Linked DNA regions of Homo sapiens: region 1 is linked to region 2. Evidence: read pairs that join two places in POLR2A ChIA-PET (ENCODE). Cell type or tissue: A673. All regions are shown on one strand.

Region 1 (8,000 bases), 190 kb after region 2:
CTGCAACCTCCGCCCCCTGGGTTCAAGTGATTTTCCTGACTCAGCCTCCCGAGTAGATGGGACTACAGGCGTGTGCCACCACACCCAGCTAATTTTTGTATTTTCATTAGAGACAGGGTTTCACCATGTTGGCCAGGATGGTCTTGATCTCTTGACCTCGTGATCCACCTGTCTCAGCCTCCCAAAGTGCTGGGATTACAGGCGTGAGCCACTGCACCCAGCCTCTTCACTCCCTTTTCTAGAGTTGATTTCCTCTGACATAAGGTGGTGTCTCTGTCCGTTATTACCACAGTTATTCTAACAAATTATTCTGAAGCTCAGTTACTCAAAACAACAATCATTTGTTTTCATGCTCAAAGGTCTACAGGTTGGGCTACAACTTGGACTGAGCTAGGCTAGCTCTTGGCTTTGGGCTTCAAGCTCCAGGTTGGATCCAGTTGTGTTTCTTATGTCCCTCACCCTCCTTGGACCAGTGACATGCAATCTTTTCCCTGTATCTCATTCTGGGGCCCAAAGTGAAGGGTGCGGGTGTAGGGGTGTGGACATGGTCTCTCTAAGCTGAGTTGACTTTTAGGTTTCCCTCATCACATAGCTGCAGCATGAATAGTCATTCTCCTAACAATTTCAATAGGCGGTTTTTGAACTTGCTAGACAGATATATGCATGCACTTCACATTCCCTTCCCAAAGACAAACACGATTTCTTACAGGCATTATAAGCTACTAGGAATAAGAAGGGAGTGATCACCTCTTAGTGGATGTTCTCTTACTTCCTGAACTTTCTGGAAGGGACTTGACTAAATTCTTGGCCAAGAGCTCTTGTTCTCAGTTTTCATGGAGATAAGAGCAGGGAGTGGTTTATTCTCTAAGTTAAACCTGTGTAACAAATCATGGTAGGATGAAGAAAAAACAGTGTGACTACAACAAACCTTTACAGTTCTTCTTCAGCCCTCCATCCGCATCCAGGCTTCCTCATGCCACCCAACACTGCTATGTCTTATTGCAGATGACTTTGCTGCTGAGACTATTAGACAGGAGGCACTGCAGCCTATCTGTGCATGCCCCATCTGCCATCTTGTCCATGTCTCCATCTACCTTTGCTTTCTTCCATTTTCCTGTCCAAGGCTAATCCTGACATCTCTGTTAAAATATCATTCCAGATTTTCAATATACCAAATGACTCCCATTCTCTCTTCTCTCTTCAATCTCTTTCTCACCACGTGCTGATTTCTTTGTCCATTTAAGCCTCTTCCCTCTGAAACAAAACAAAACAAACCCAAAAAAACCTAGCTGGGCATGGTAGCTCATGCCTGTAATCTCAGCTACTTGGGAGGCTGAGGTGGGAGGATTGCTTGAGCCCAGGAGTTTGAGGCTGCAGTGAGCCATGATCACTCCAGCCTGGAGTGACAGAGTGAGACCCCCCTCTATAAAAAATAAATAAATAAAAATTAAGAATACCATGCTTGATCTTGTATCTCCCTCTGGATTTGGCCATACAGAGTTGTCCATGGGAATCTAACTGAAAAAGGAAGAGGACTCCTATGGGAAATGGCAGTTCTTGGGAAATAAAGCTAGTTGAGAAAGAAGTTGTCAGATGAGACAAATGTATTATTGTTTGATGGTGAAGGAAACAACCAACAAAGAATTAGATCTAATACATGAGTTCAGGAAGGTTGCTGGTCAACATATAAAAATTAATAGTATTTATCTAAGCAATAACCACCTAATAATGTAATTAAAAATATGAGAGGCTGGATGTGATGGCTTAGACCTATAATCCCAGCACTTTGGGAGGCCAATGTAGAAGGATTGCTTGAGCTTAGTAGTTCAAGGCTAGCCCGGGCAACATGATGAGACCCTGTCTCTATTAAAAAAAAGAGAGAGAAAGAGAAAAAAAGAAAGAGAGAGAGAGAGAAAGAAAGAAAAAGAAAGAAAGGAAAGAAAAGAGATGGAGAGGGAGAAAGAGAAAGAAAGGAAGGAATGAAAGAAAGAAAAGAAAGAAAGATTATTAAAAAATATGAGAACATTCAAAAATGGTCATCAAAACCCATAAAGTATGTAGGAATTAGCCTAACCAAGTGTTATGAGCTGAATTATGGTCCTGGTCCTCCAAATTTCATAGGTTGAACTCCTAACCCCCAATACCTCAGAATGTGACTATATTTGGAGGTAGAGTTTTTACAGAGGCAATTAAGTTAATGTGGGGTCATTAGGGTGAGCCCTACTCCGATATGACTGGTGTCCTTATAAGAAGAAGTGACTAGGTACACAAGCACACACACAGAAGACCATGTGAAGAATCAGGGAGGAGAAAGTCATTTACACCAAGGAGAGAGGTCTCAGAAGAAACCAACCCTGCCAACACCTTGACCTTGGACTTCCAGCCTCCAGAACTGTAAGAAAATAAATTTGTATTGTTTAAGCCACCCAGCCTGTGGTACTTTGTTATGGCAGTCCTAGCAAACTGATATACCAAAAATATACAAGACCTCTGTTGATGTAGGTTTGAAAACTCTCAGCAAGCTTCTTTTTCCTGTTTCTTGTCCTCCCTGCCTGTGCTATTTGGTCCTTAGCCATTAGATGGGGCAGAGCAAGGTGGCCTTCTGCTGGGCTTGGGGATGGGAGCTGGTGACAGAGTGAACCAAACAAGAAAAGGTAAAGGGTTGTAGAACAGCTGTGTTCTGTATAGAGTGGGGTGGAAACCCAAGGAATCTATGTTATGGATGAGCTTTGGGGAATGGCTTCCTAGTTTCCTTTTAAATTTTCCTTGACTAAAATATAAAGGCACTTATAGGTTGTATAATCCCCACTCCTTCCTTTCTTCTGGTGGCAATAATACAAGTGAAAGTGCATTTCTTCTGGCACCTACTTTCTCTTTGTTACAAGGCAGGGAGTCTTCTCATTCAATTTGGAGCTGTGTTCCTGTCACTCTAAACAAAGTAGATTGCTTTCCTTTCCTATAAGCAGGGGCCATCTGGTGAGGGGGCATTTGGCTTGAGCTTGGAGAATGAAGCAGCCACTCAGGCATCCTACCTTATGCTTGAAATGCCATTGTCAATGATAATGACTAATATTTATTGAGCACTTATTATGGTGTCAGCACTGTTTGAAGTATATCACATATATTACTTCATTGAGTCTGCCAACCATCCTATGAGATGTGGCACTATTAATATCAAACCTTTTTTAGAGATAAGGAAAACTAGATACAGAAAGGTTAAGTAGTTGGCCTAAGGTCTCTCACTGGCAGCTAGGGATGGAAGCAGGATTGGAACCTGGGAAGCCTGGCTCCCAGGTCTAGGCTGGTGTTTACTACACTGCACTGTCCCTGGTATTTAGACCCTACACTGGGAATTTACTTCTCTAAATGTCTTTTTTTTTGTTCAGCCGTCTACACCGAGAAGTTGATAGGGAAATCCATTTTCAGTCATTCACACTGCCGTGTAAATTAGATTCTCAGATGATTTCATATCCACTTGAGAGTAGATTACCAAGACACTAGAAGTTTTGATATTGAGGAGAATGTATTTCACACACGAAATTAACATTCACTGGGTGCCAACTGGGATTTGACAATTGTTGTTTTATAGAACCCTCCCAAATGGCCCTGCAGGGTAAGAATTAATTACCTTCCTTTTATGTTAGAAGGAAATGGGTGTCTTAGAGGTTGGAGCCCAAATCTGGTCCCTGGGCATTCTCGATGGCTGCTTGAGGCCCTCTGACACTTGTGGCTGGCTGGGAAGACACAGAGGCTTCTGGAGGGGAGTGGCAGGATGCTAAGGCCAAACGTCATAGTTTTGTGCAGTTCCAGGTCTAGGAAACAGCTGGTTTTATTTAGTGAAAATAATTGCTGCAGGCCAGTGTCTCCCTACCTCTCATGGACTTTTGTGGTAGGGTGGAAGATGGGTATGTAGCAATATGTTCTGTAACTGCAATTTAGTGCCACAGGCCTCCTGAATCCTCCACCTCCTAAGCAGGAGCATTTTAATAGTCGAGGACAGAGAAGAGAGAACTAGAGCTAATTTATAACTTTAAAATCTTGTATTACCTTTCCTACTTGCCTCCAGTCTTTCAAATACATATATCCCAAATGCATCAATTTCTATGCGTCTTGAATCTGGAATCTACAGCCCACCACCCCCTACACAGACCGTTCTTCGTTTTGTGAATTAACTTTATCTGCTGTGCATTTCAGCTTAGTCTGGAAACCTCTGCTTAGGATTGCCAGCTTCGGCTTTTTTCAGAGGTCTAAAGAAGAGGTGGTTCTGGCAGGTGTAAGCTCTCTGATGTTTCAGCCTACAAATATGTGAACCGAAGTCATGTCGATTTGCATTTCTGGATTAGCAACAGATGGTAGTTATGAACTAACTGACTATCTGACAGAGAGGCCCCATTGGAAGCAGTATGGGAGCAGATCCAGGCTCTGCTGTGCAGTTATCAGTTGGTCTAACTCTTCTTTCAGAAAATATTCTCTCCGGAGGAGAGGCCTCAAATTGCAGATCCCCATCTAGGCATTGAAAAGGCAGCGTACAACCCTCCTTTTGTAGGCACCTCCCAAAATAACTTTCAGCAGGATATGGCTTGTTATATTAGTTCTGTAATTTTATTTTCCAAATGATGCTTGTCTTTGAAGCTTGGCTAGGGGAACTGTAGCTAAGATTAAATGGGGTCCAATGTTTTGTGACAATACTTCCTTAGATTTACATGACTTTTAAAAAATAGATTTTTTTTTTAATCTCTTAAAATCTGTGACAGAGAATATTGGGATTTTCCATCCTGCCATTTGTTTCCCATATTTGTTATAAGTAATGAGCACTTCTTATTTGTCAGGCCCTGCATTGGCGCTGGGGAAGACACAACAGTGCGCAGAAACCAACCAGCCTCTAATTGCAAAAAACTTCACAGCCCAGTGAGGAGGCTGACATTAATCCAAGGATCACACAATGCAACTACAAAATGTGCTAAGGAGGCAAGCGTCTGGTGCTAGGAGAGTGTGTAATTTGATATAGTCTGAGAGGTCAGGGTATGGATGTGTAAGCCAATGAGGAGAACAGCCTGTGCAAAAGCCCTGGACTGTGTCTGGTACCAGGACTTAGCCAGTTAGGGCGAGCAGAGCAAGGGAGGGGTGGGCGGTGGAGCTGAGACTGGAGAGGCAAGACGTGCCAGACCATGAGGCTTTTGCAACATTTAGCCCCTAGGCCCCACCCACAAAGATTCCGATTCAACTGGGAGAGAGGGGGAGAGATATGGGTAGTTTTTTTGTTTTGTTGTGTTTTGAGACAGAGTCTCACTCTATCTCCCAGGCTAGAGTGCAGTGGTGTGATCTCGGCTCACTGCCACCTCTCTGCAACCTCCACCTCCCGGGTTCAAGCGATTCTCCTGCCTCAGCCTCCCAAGTAGCTGGGATTACAGGCATGTGCCACCACGCCCAGTTAATTTTATATTTTTAGTAGAGATGGGGTTTCTCCATGTTGGTCAGGCTGGTCTTGAACTCCTGACCTCAGGTGATCTGCCTGCCTCAGCCTCCCAAAGTGCTGGGATTACAGGTGTGAGTCACTGTGCCAGGCCAGATATGGGTAGTTTTTTAAAGTTCCTGAGGTAAAGCATCCAGGGTTAAGAATCATTAGCCTGGACTTATTTGGTCCGTATTCTAAGAGCTGTGGGAAACCACTGAATTGTTTGTGGCAGGACAAACAATTCAGATGTACATCTTGTATCCTCAGGATGCCTGCACATATAGACACCGAAAATTACTAGGGTGGGCCCAGAAATCTGTATTACTCTGCTGCACGATAATATCAGAAGCACTGTCAACCTCAGCATTGTTTGATCAAACAGGAAGTACATAGATAAACCCCAAAAGTAGACCACTAAGATGATCCCATTTCAATTTTCTTCCTTCCTTCCTTCCTTCCTTCCTTCCTTCCTTCCTTCCTTCCTTCCTTCCTTCTTTCCTTCCTTCCTTTGAGACAGTCTTGCTCTGTCATCCAGGCTGGAGTGCAGTGGCACGATCTCGGCTCACTGCAAGTTCTGCCTCCCGGGTTCATGCCATTCTCCTGCCTCAGCCTCCTGAGTAGCTGGGACTCCAGGTGCCCGCCACCACGCCCGGCTAATTTTTTGTATTTTTAGGAGAGACAGGGTTTCACCATGTTAGCCAGGATGGTCTCGATCTCCTGACCTCGTGATCTGCCCACCTCGGCCTCCCAAAGTGCTGAGATTACAGGCGTAAGCCACCGCGCCCGGCCTCAATTCTCTTTTTTTAAGACAAGTTCTTGCTCTGTGGCCCATGCTATAGTGCAGTGGCGCAGTGAACTGTGGTTGTGCCATTGCTCTACAGCCTCGACTTCCTAGGCTCAAGTGATCCTTCCACCTCGGCCTTCTGAGTAGTTGGGACTACAGGTGCATGCCACCATGCCTGGATAATTTTTTAATTTTATTTATTTATTTTTTTGTAGAGATGGATTCCCACTATATTTCTCAGGGTGGTATTGAACTCCTGGGCTCAAGTGATCCTTTCGCCTTGGCTTCCCAAAATGTCAGGATTATAGGTGTGAGCCACTGTGCCCAGCCTTCAATTTTTTTTTTTTTTTGCTTTATCTTTCTACTATTACTTCCAATCTTCCCATTCTTGCTCAGACCCTCTACTTGGAGTGGTAAAGAAGGCCTGGTTGTGTGCTCCTTACTACACCCTGTGGCTTCAAAACTTGGAAGACTTGTTTTATACTGAGGCAGTTTCCAAAAAGCACTACTTTCAGCAACAGCATCACTTCATATTTACTGTGCACAATGGGCAGAGTAAATGAAAGAAATTACTTTAATACATGAGTGAGCCAGAATATGTATGTATAGGCCCATGAACAAGAAGATAGCATTAATACTTGAGAAAGTGTCTTTTAGGAAGGATGTATTCAGGATTTTCTCTCCTTACACTGCCAGATTCCCAGAGACCAGACCTAACACCTACCTCCACATCACTCATTTATTCAAATTCCTGAAACATCAATGATTCCAAAGTAAATTAACCAGGCATTTTGGTGGTCTCTGCAATATTGGACACTTTAGTTAGGATTCTTTGCATCTTCAGAGCACTAGTTACACAGACACTGTAAACTCTCTAGGGTGATAAGGAGGAACAAAGGGCACCGAATGCTTTCTTCTTTGTGTGGATACGGAAACTGAGTGGTTAAGTGACTTCCTTAGATGACTTTTTAGAAGGGGCATCGGAGTGGAGAAGGGAAGTCAGGGACTCTGGGCTTCAACACACGGCTCCGGCCATTTGGCCTGATAAGCATTCATCTTTAAAGACCTGAAGATGGTGAACTTTTTTGAATGACTTGTCAGACAGATGGAGTGATGGCTTCCAGCCATGGAACTCACTTATCGTGGATGTCTGTCAGGGTTAAAAGTTCTATTTGCAGGCCTCTCCCATCAGGTTGTTTTTTTGTGTGTGTTCTATCCCCCACTAGTATGGATCCTAACTGGCTTGGTTGGCTTGGATAATGGCATTCATCTTCTGCTCCCTGGGGCATCAGATCACAGAGGGGTAAAGGTGTGGGCACTATGCCAGAGCATAAGCTCAGGAATAGTGCTAGCTAAGAGCAATTTCTGTTGACTTATCTAGAAATCACGCCCTAGCATCCATTAGGATGCCAGTGTATTTTTCTAGGGCAGCAAATTGACCAAATAACCATACAAACCTGCTTCCTCCCTGTTTCCATTTTCTTGCAATGTTGTTTTTCCATCCACTAGGGATGAATGAAATATCCTCTCAAGTAGATCTCTAAATAAATAAAAATAGAATAGGAAATCCATGTAGTGCTTACTCTGTGCCAAGATCTCTTCAAAGTGCCTTACATACATTCTTAACTCATTTAATCCTTACAATTGCCCCTCTGAGATGGGTACCATTACTATCCCTGTTTTACAGACGGAGGCACAGAGAAGTTAAATTATTTGTTCAGGATCACACAACTAGTAAGCAATATAGCTGAAATTTGGATC
Region 2 (8,000 bases):
TTATATTTTTATATTTTGTGACAACTTAGTGTTTGAAGAGTAAGAAATTTGGGCCTAAATGAGGCTCAGTTGTTAAATTGATAATACACATTTGACCCCTTTATTGGAAACCTACAATTTACCTCCAGATGTGTTTTTTTTTTCCCTGCTAACTTAGATCTACATTTGAAAGCTTCTGGCATTAATTAATTTTTATTTAAGAGCTATTAGGAAGGAGTGGAACCTAAACTATGGTGACAATTTAAAGGACCTTGATTCAAAGAATCAATTAAGGAGGCTGTCCTCTTTGTTTTGCTTTTACTTAGTAGTTTAGGTGGAATTCAAGCAGATAATATTCAACCTCTAAGTTCCCTGCTTACACAACTTGGAATTCTAAAGGAGTCTCTAAAATGAAAACATCCCACAGGAAGTGATGTAGCTAAAGTATGATTATCTGTATTTTTAAAACAAATTACTTGTCCTTCAAATGTCTTTTTCAGTATGGGGTCAGAATCACATGTTCCTTTTGTTAAAAATGCAGGCTCTTAGGCGGGGCGCGGTGGCTCACGCCTGTAATCCCAGCACTTTGGGAGGCCAAGGCAGTGGGGGATCACCTGAGGTCAGGAGTTCGAGACCAGCCTGATCAACACGACAAAACCCTGTCTCTACTAAAAGTACAAACCGGGCATGGTGGCGGTCGCCTGTAATTCCAACTATTCCTACTCAGGAGGCTGAGGCAGGAGAATGGCTTGAACCCAGGAGGTGGAGGTTACAGTGAGCTGGGATCAGCCACTGCACTCCAGCCTGGGTGACAGAGCGAGACTCCATCTTAAAAAAAAAAAAAAAAAAAAAAAAGCAGGCTTCCTTGAGCCCCACTCTGGACCACCGAATGGAGCCTGAGGGTTTGCTTGTTTTCCAACTCTTCCCCCACAACTCTCATACTCCTGTTTTAGGGGCTAAGAGGACAGTCAGGCTTCAAAGTATGAACCACTCTCCTGGGCCCACACCTGCAATGCCCTTCTTTCCTCCTCTTCCTGGGGAAAACTAGGGCTTTTAGCAGATGGGTTCAGAAGTGACACAGGAAGCAGCCCTGGGAAGCCGGAACCACTTAGAGACCATCTTTTGCCAGTGTGCTGACCTCTGCTCCACCTCCCCCAAATGGATCTTCAGTTCAAATGGATGATAAACACCTTTTCATTAAAAAGGCCAGTTCTGGGATGGTTAAAGCACCATCAGTCATTTACACATCCATTTGTATTAAAAGGAAATCCAGAGACTCACACTGACGCCTAGGGGAGATTAGCAGCTCTTTGTGATGTAAGTGAAAGGAAGGTCTGTAACTTTGGCCTAAGGAGTGCATTGGAGAAAATTGGTAGGTTCCTGAGGAAATTCAGTTTTTAGAGCAAGCTCACTTTTTAGGGCAAGCTCACCTTGGTAGATGAGAGTTGAGTGCTGGAAGTGGTAAAATAACCAAAGCAAACTGCTCATTTCAACATTCCTTTCTCCTCGCTTCCGACTTGCAGTGTTCCAGCTTCCTGAACTCAAGCTAGTACAGCTAATGCTACAAGTTTAGCTGCTTGATACATGAAAGTGATTTATAATCAGGCCAAGAAACCAACCTACCAGATGTAGCTTTACTTTTAGAGAGCATGTATGTATTTCAAGTTCTATGCAACTGACAAATGAACTTTTGGATGCAACTTGTTCAAAAGTGGAAGTATTGAATTGTTTATGGTGACCAACAGTCCACACATTAATGACTGCTATAATTATGTTTCTTATGATATCAAAACTGACATGGTCCCCTAATACAGAATGCAGTTCATAATGTGGATTTGGGGAGTGCCAGTGTTCACCATTTGTGTTTTTGAAACACAAGGTATAGGTGGTGTGAGGAAAACTATCTTCTGACTTTAAGCTACTATTTTTTAAATGGTATGACAACTTTATGTTGATTTCTTTTGGTTAATCCGACCAGTCTTAGTGTTGCATGAAAATGATCTTCATCATTTCCATTTCATAGCAACTCTTTTATGCCTTAAACATTTTTTTTCTGTTCATACCATTCAAAAGAAGCTAAGATTTGTGGTGTGAGCCAACACAAATCCTCCCTCAGGTGCTTTAATAACAGTAAGACAGGCTTCCTTGAATATCCTAAATGAAAGCTTTGTTTTGTTGCACTTTTGAACAAATACGTGAAGAGAATGATTTATGTAATGAAATTCCATGTTTTAAGAGTCTAAAGAGGATTGGATTTATGGTTCTTCCACCCCCATCCCCACCATTGAAACTAGAAAACTTGTGACTTTGGCCCAGATCGCAAAAACCTTTGCTGCTCCCAAGTTCCCTGAACTGTTAGGATAAAATAGAATACTAAAGAGTACCTTAAACTCAGAAGGCATGATTTGCTAACTGTCAACCTAAACCAAATGGCAGCTCACACCACTAGCTGATTTTATTCAGAAGATAGGGCTAAAGGAGAAACTTTTCCCACTAAATTTCAGTACAGTTACTACTTTCAAGAATACACCCTGTTTTCTTCAGGCTCTGAGCTTGTCTGCTGAAATAATTAGCTGTGAGGCAGACAGGGAAAGAATTGCATCTGCAAAAAGCAGGAAGACAAGGTCAAGAGAAGAGGAGGCAGCTTGACTCACAGCTGCCCACCCTGCAGAGGAGCAGAGCTTGCCAAGAATATCCACATTGATTTATGGAGAAAAAATCAGGAAACCATTCACCCCAGATAGCTTGGATTTGTGACAATATCAGTGTAAACGATTTCCATTTAGACTGTGAATTCCGAGTCTCCGTAGGTGCTCCATTTTTTCCCACCTTCGCCCCTTCTCCGAGCATTTCTAGCAACACTCGGGCCAGTGATTCTCAAACTTTGGGGTGCCTGAGACTCTCTTGAGCTAGTGACAATGCAGATACCTGGCTCCACTTCCAGAAATTGAGGTGACACTCTTAGGAAGGGGTCTTTTGCACTTAGAAAAATGTGAATCAGAAACCAGGGAAATTTTGTAAGAATTAAGCTACAGACTAAATGATATTAATAAAAAATCTTGGTATGTTTGTACAGAAGGTTTCACTTAATTAGGAGTTTCCTAAGAGAATGAAGGCAAAGGCTTTTCCGCCTGGGGACTCTTGAGACTCTTCGGGCTTACTCTCCAGGGTGCCACTGTATACCTTGAGAAAACTGCTGGCTTGCTTCATTCTTGTGCCTAATCTTGCTCACAAAGGAACATGCTACCAGTCTCATCTGCTTCCAAAGGGCTTTGTTTCAAATCCCTTTTGGAAAAGGGGTGCATTTTTCTGCCTTGGTTTACTGCCTTTTGGAGAACAAGAATGCATCTCAAACGTGTTTATTGAACTTTTAAAGTTCCTTGACTTTCTGCGGGCAGAGCCAACCATGGTCTTCAGACCCTACGTTAATTAAGAGAGCTAAAAAGGAAGCAATGAGAACAACAGCGAGGACACGACAAAGCTGTAAGGTCACCATTTATGAGTGTCTGTGAAGTGCCAGGCACTGTACCTTAAGCATTTGCCAGCATTCTCACTTAATGCAAGTAGGAATTATCACCACTTTGTAGATGAGGAGACTGAGACTTAAGAGGTAAAGTAACAAGAACAAAGACTCAGAGCTAAGAAGCTGTAGAGCCAGAGTGGGGCTCAAGCATCTTCCTGACTATACAACCGTTGCTTTTCCAACACCCATTGATGGCTCTGTGTGGTGGTCATTGAGCCCTGTCCTATTTCAAAGCCTTGATCAGTTTAGGAGGCTGTCTTGACCCTGCGCCTCATCACAGGCCTTGGGAAAAGCACTTGTCCTTTGTGTGCCTTAATTTAACTCAGTGAGTCAAGTGCCCCAAGCCTGGAGTGGTTGGCGTCCCAAGTGCCATTTGAAAAGTGCTTTGATATGAAGTGCCCACAAGGGCTTGCTCTTCTGTTGATAGCAAACCATTTCCATGAAGAAACTTAAGTGGAAGCTCTGGGAGTGAACGAGTGAAAGGAGTGTTGGCTACAGGCATTTGGATCCAGAGGAGCTTGTCCCACTTTTAGGAGTGATCAGTTGAGGCTTTTTTCCCCTTGGTAGGTTTAATTTTTGACCAGCAGGTGTACACTGTGGTCCAAGGCCCCGGATTTGGCTCAGAGCTTCATAAATGAGTCAGTGGAGTTTATAAACTCTCCACTTGCAAGAGGAAGGCAAGAAATGGAAAGAATGACAGTTACTAAGGTTAGCAGTGGCCCCTGGAATCCAAGTGGCCCTTGAGAAGAACACTTGGGGAGGGGAAGCATTTGAATCACCTACATCTGCTAAGAACTTGTCCTGTGTTTTGGGAACGTTCTGAGAATGGCGACTACATGAGCTAGCTCTCAGACCAGCTGTCTTCAGAGGGGACCACCTAATGGGAGGCCGACCGTAGAGGCTAAAACATGCAAGTTACCGCCTGGGAGACGGTAACAACGCTTCCATGCAGAACAGCTGTGTGTTACTTTAAAAGCAGCTAATTTCACTATCTGAATTCAAGGATGTTTCCCAGATCTCCATGCTGTGAATAGCAGTGTTGTTTGAGATGGCCATTATTGCTTACATCCTCCTCGAGCCAGGAGCAGAGGGAGGAGCCTGGATCTGGGTCTCCTGTCCCACTGCAGCAAGAGGACATGATTAGTGGTTAGCCTATCTCTAAAAGCCCTGGGGAGCTGAGTGTAGGAAGGAAGGAAGGAAGTTGTGTAGGATAAACAAAACAAAGCAAAACCCCAAAAAGCCACAAGAAAGTACTTCAGATGTGCAAGAATCTGTAATTCACATACTCATGGGATAGTTGAGGGTTAGGACCTGGATTAAATGTTTTCACATGGAATGGGAATACCAAGAACAAAGCAACTGAAGAGTGGGGCGACTGGCTTGGTTTTAAAGAGTCCTGGAAACAGAGTCCTCTTATTGTTTCTGGATGTTTAGACACATCAAGGCCGACATATAAATTGTTTTAAAATAGTATCTGTTCTCAGTCTCACATGCAAAAAAAAAAAAAAAGGAAAAATATATCTAGCAAGTTTTACCATAAGATCATTGCTAATTTGCCTTTAGTTTCCCATGACAAGATTCAACAGTTTGATAATCTCGTGGAAAATAATTCACTTTTTAAGAAAATGTGGTTTAAAAGAAGTGAATATACTGATAACTATGAAAGCCTCTCTTGAGTAAGGCAGTATTTTAGAGTAACTGGACTGGTTGCTGCATGGCAACCTTCACAATTCAACGAGTTTTTTGTTCGTTCGTTTGTTTGTATTTTGAGACAAAGTCTCGGTCTGTAGCCCAGGCTGGAGTGCAGTGATGTGATCTCAGCTCACTGCAACCTCCGCCTCCTGGGTTCAAGCGATTCTCCTGCCTCAGCCTCCCGAGTAGCTGGGATTACAGGCACGCACCACTGCGCCTTTTTTTTGTATTTTTGCTAACTTTTTTTTTGTATTTTTAGTAGAGACGGGGTTTCACCATGTTGGCCAGGCTCGTGTTGAACTCCTGACCTCAGTAATCTGCCTGCCTCAGCCTCCCAAAGTGCTAGGATTACAGGCGTAAGCCACCGCGCCTGGCACAATTCAATGTTTTTAAAATAAAAAAGATTTGTCAGGGCTTCCCAAACCTCAAAGATGGGTTTTCTCAGTATCTTAATGGTCATTTAGACGGAACCAAACAAATACCTTTAAAAAGTAGGAGTGGCGGGCATTTTAGTAGGCTGCTAAATATCTCAATATCAAATGCACCAAGGATTACTAAGCCAAATTGTATGCCGTAGTTGGAAGTGTTAGCCTTGTGCAGCTGTTCTTGTGAAGGGCTTGGGGGCCAGCTCCTGTGGGAGCCAAGGATTTTTTTTTGCAGGTTTTGTCATGTATATGTGTTAAATTAGTTTGGAGAAGATCTGTCAGGTTTAACTTGGTGATGATTTTTTAAAAAATCAGTTCATGGCCGGGCGCGGTGTCTCACACCTGTAATCCCAGCACTTTGGGAGGCCGAGGCGGGCTGATCACGAGGTCAGGAGATCGAGACCATCCTGGCTAACACAGTGAAACCCCGTCTCTACTAAAAGATACACAAAAATAGCCGGGCATAGTGGCGGGCGCCTGTAGTCCTAGCTACTCGGGAGGCTGAGGCAGGAGAATGGCGTGAACCCGAGAGGTAGAGCTTGCAGTGAGCCGGGATTGCGCCACTGCACTCCAGCCTAGGTGACAGAGCGAGACTCCGTCTCAAAAAAAAAAAAAAATATCAGTTCATGACAATGTTACAGTTTGCGCAAAATAAGCACATTTGTAATTTCGTATGTATTAAATTGACTTCCTAGGAGACAAATCTTTTTTCCTCACTGGATAACATTATTTTATCTTGTGTTAGTTACAATCATTTGACCATAAAGCTTACCTGTAAGGGGGCTCTGTTGTTTAAAGATTTCAAGTTGCACTTCCTAAGTCAAACGGTGATGGGGTAAAGCAACTTCCCAAGGCGTTCCGTTCTCAAGTTAGAGAACTGGAAAGGCACTGGAGTACGGTTCCCTCCTTCCCTTTTTAAAGTAGCCCTCGACTGGGTGCAGTGGCTCACGCCTGTAATCCCAGCACTTTGGGAGGCCGAGGCGGGCAGATCACCCGAGGTCCGGAGTTTGAGACCAGCCTGACCAACATGGAGAAACCCCATCTCTACTAAAAATACAAAGTTAGCCGGGCTTGGTGGCAGATGCCTGTAATCCCAGCTACTCGGGAGGCTGAGTCAGGAGAATTGCTTGAACCCAGGAGGCGGAGGTTGCAGTGAGCCGAGATTTGCACCATTGCACTCCAGCCTGGGCAACAAGAGCGAAAGTCCGTCTCAAAATAAAATAAAATAAAATAAATTTAGAAAGCAGCCCTCGACTCATGCCCGTGGCTCATGCCTGTAATCCCAGCACTTTGGGATGCCGAGTTGTGTGGATCTTTTGAGCTCAGGAGTTCGAGACCAGCCTGGGCGAGACAGCGAAACCCCATCTTTACAAAAAATACAAAAATTCAGCAGGCATTGTACTGTGCGCCTGTACTCTGAGCTACTTGGGACGCTGTGGTGGGAGAATGGCTTGAGTCGTGGGGGTGGAGGTTGCCGTGAGCCGAGATTCTGCCACTGCAGTCCAGTCCAGGCATCAGAGCCAGATTCTGTTTCAAAAAAATAATAAAGTAGCCCTCAAAAGTGACATTTAAAATTACTTGTATTTGGCCGGCCAGGTGTGGTGTCTCATGCCTGTAATCCCAGCACTTTGGGAGGCCGAGGTGGGCGGATCACCTGAGGTCAGGAGTTCGAGACCAGCCTGGCCAACATGATGAAACCCTGTCTCTACTAAAAATACAAAAAATTAGCCGGGTGTGGTGGTGCACGCCTGTAGTCCCAGCTACTTGGGAGGCTGAGGAAGGGGAATCACTTGAACCCAGGAGGTGGAGGTTGTAGTGAGCTGAGGTTGCACCACTGCACTCCAGCCTGGGCAACAAGAGCAAAACTCTGTCTCAGAAAAAAAAAAAAAAAATTACTTGTATTTGCATGAAAATCACTGAGTTTCAAATCTGAAGTGTTCTTCAGAGTTCTAACGTGTAAGAACACAGAGTACTATGATATTTCCCCAAGAGTATTCTGTGAGTCCCAGCTAAATGCCCTATATCCCAAGTGTGCTTTGTGGTTTAAAGAGTTAGAGAAATGCTGCAGAAACCTTCCCTGCAGCATACTAAAGTCTCAGAGATGTCCTGCAGGGAGAAAACCCAGCCGACTTTATTCAGCAAGGGATCTCTTTCTGTTTCTCTCTCTCTCTCTCCCCCTTTCTCTGTCTCTGTGTGTGTGTCTTTCCTTTCTCTCTCTCTCCCCCTCCTTCACTCCGTCCATATCCCTCCCTCTCCCTCTCTGTCCCTCTTTCCCTTTTCCTTTCTCTTTCTTCCCCCACTCTTCCTCCCTCCCTCTCCCTCTCCACTTTTTTACCTCCCCTCCCCCTCCCCCTCCTCTCTCTCTTCCCCTCTTCCTCACA

What was found. Peaks named below come from ENCODE experiments on the same cell type or tissue, not always from the same donor. Only the 100,000 strongest peaks of a DNase experiment are listed, where the experiment ranks them.
Region 1: POLR2A ChIA-PET joins it to region 2 with 10 read pairs; 2 of 35 experiments call an interaction of 5 or more read pairs at or near these places.

Annotation. Positions count from the first base shown.
Region 1 is chr2:65,460,966-65,468,965 of GRCh38, forward strand. No RefSeq gene overlaps it. Among named protein-coding and RNA genes, the nearest start is that of SPRED2, 32 kb to the left of the region's middle. In A673, no CTCF peak of the experiment used is centred here; DNase peaks (open chromatin) are centred at 3,666, 5,136 and 5,786; H3K27ac peaks cover 3,999 bases.
Region 2 is chr2:65,274,181-65,282,180 of GRCh38, forward strand. No RefSeq gene overlaps it. Among named protein-coding and RNA genes, the nearest start is that of ACTR2, 50 kb to the left of the region's middle. RefSeq lists an enhancer at 913-1,580. In A673, no CTCF peak of the experiment used is centred here; a DNase peak (open chromatin) is centred at 4,651; H3K27ac peaks cover 878 bases.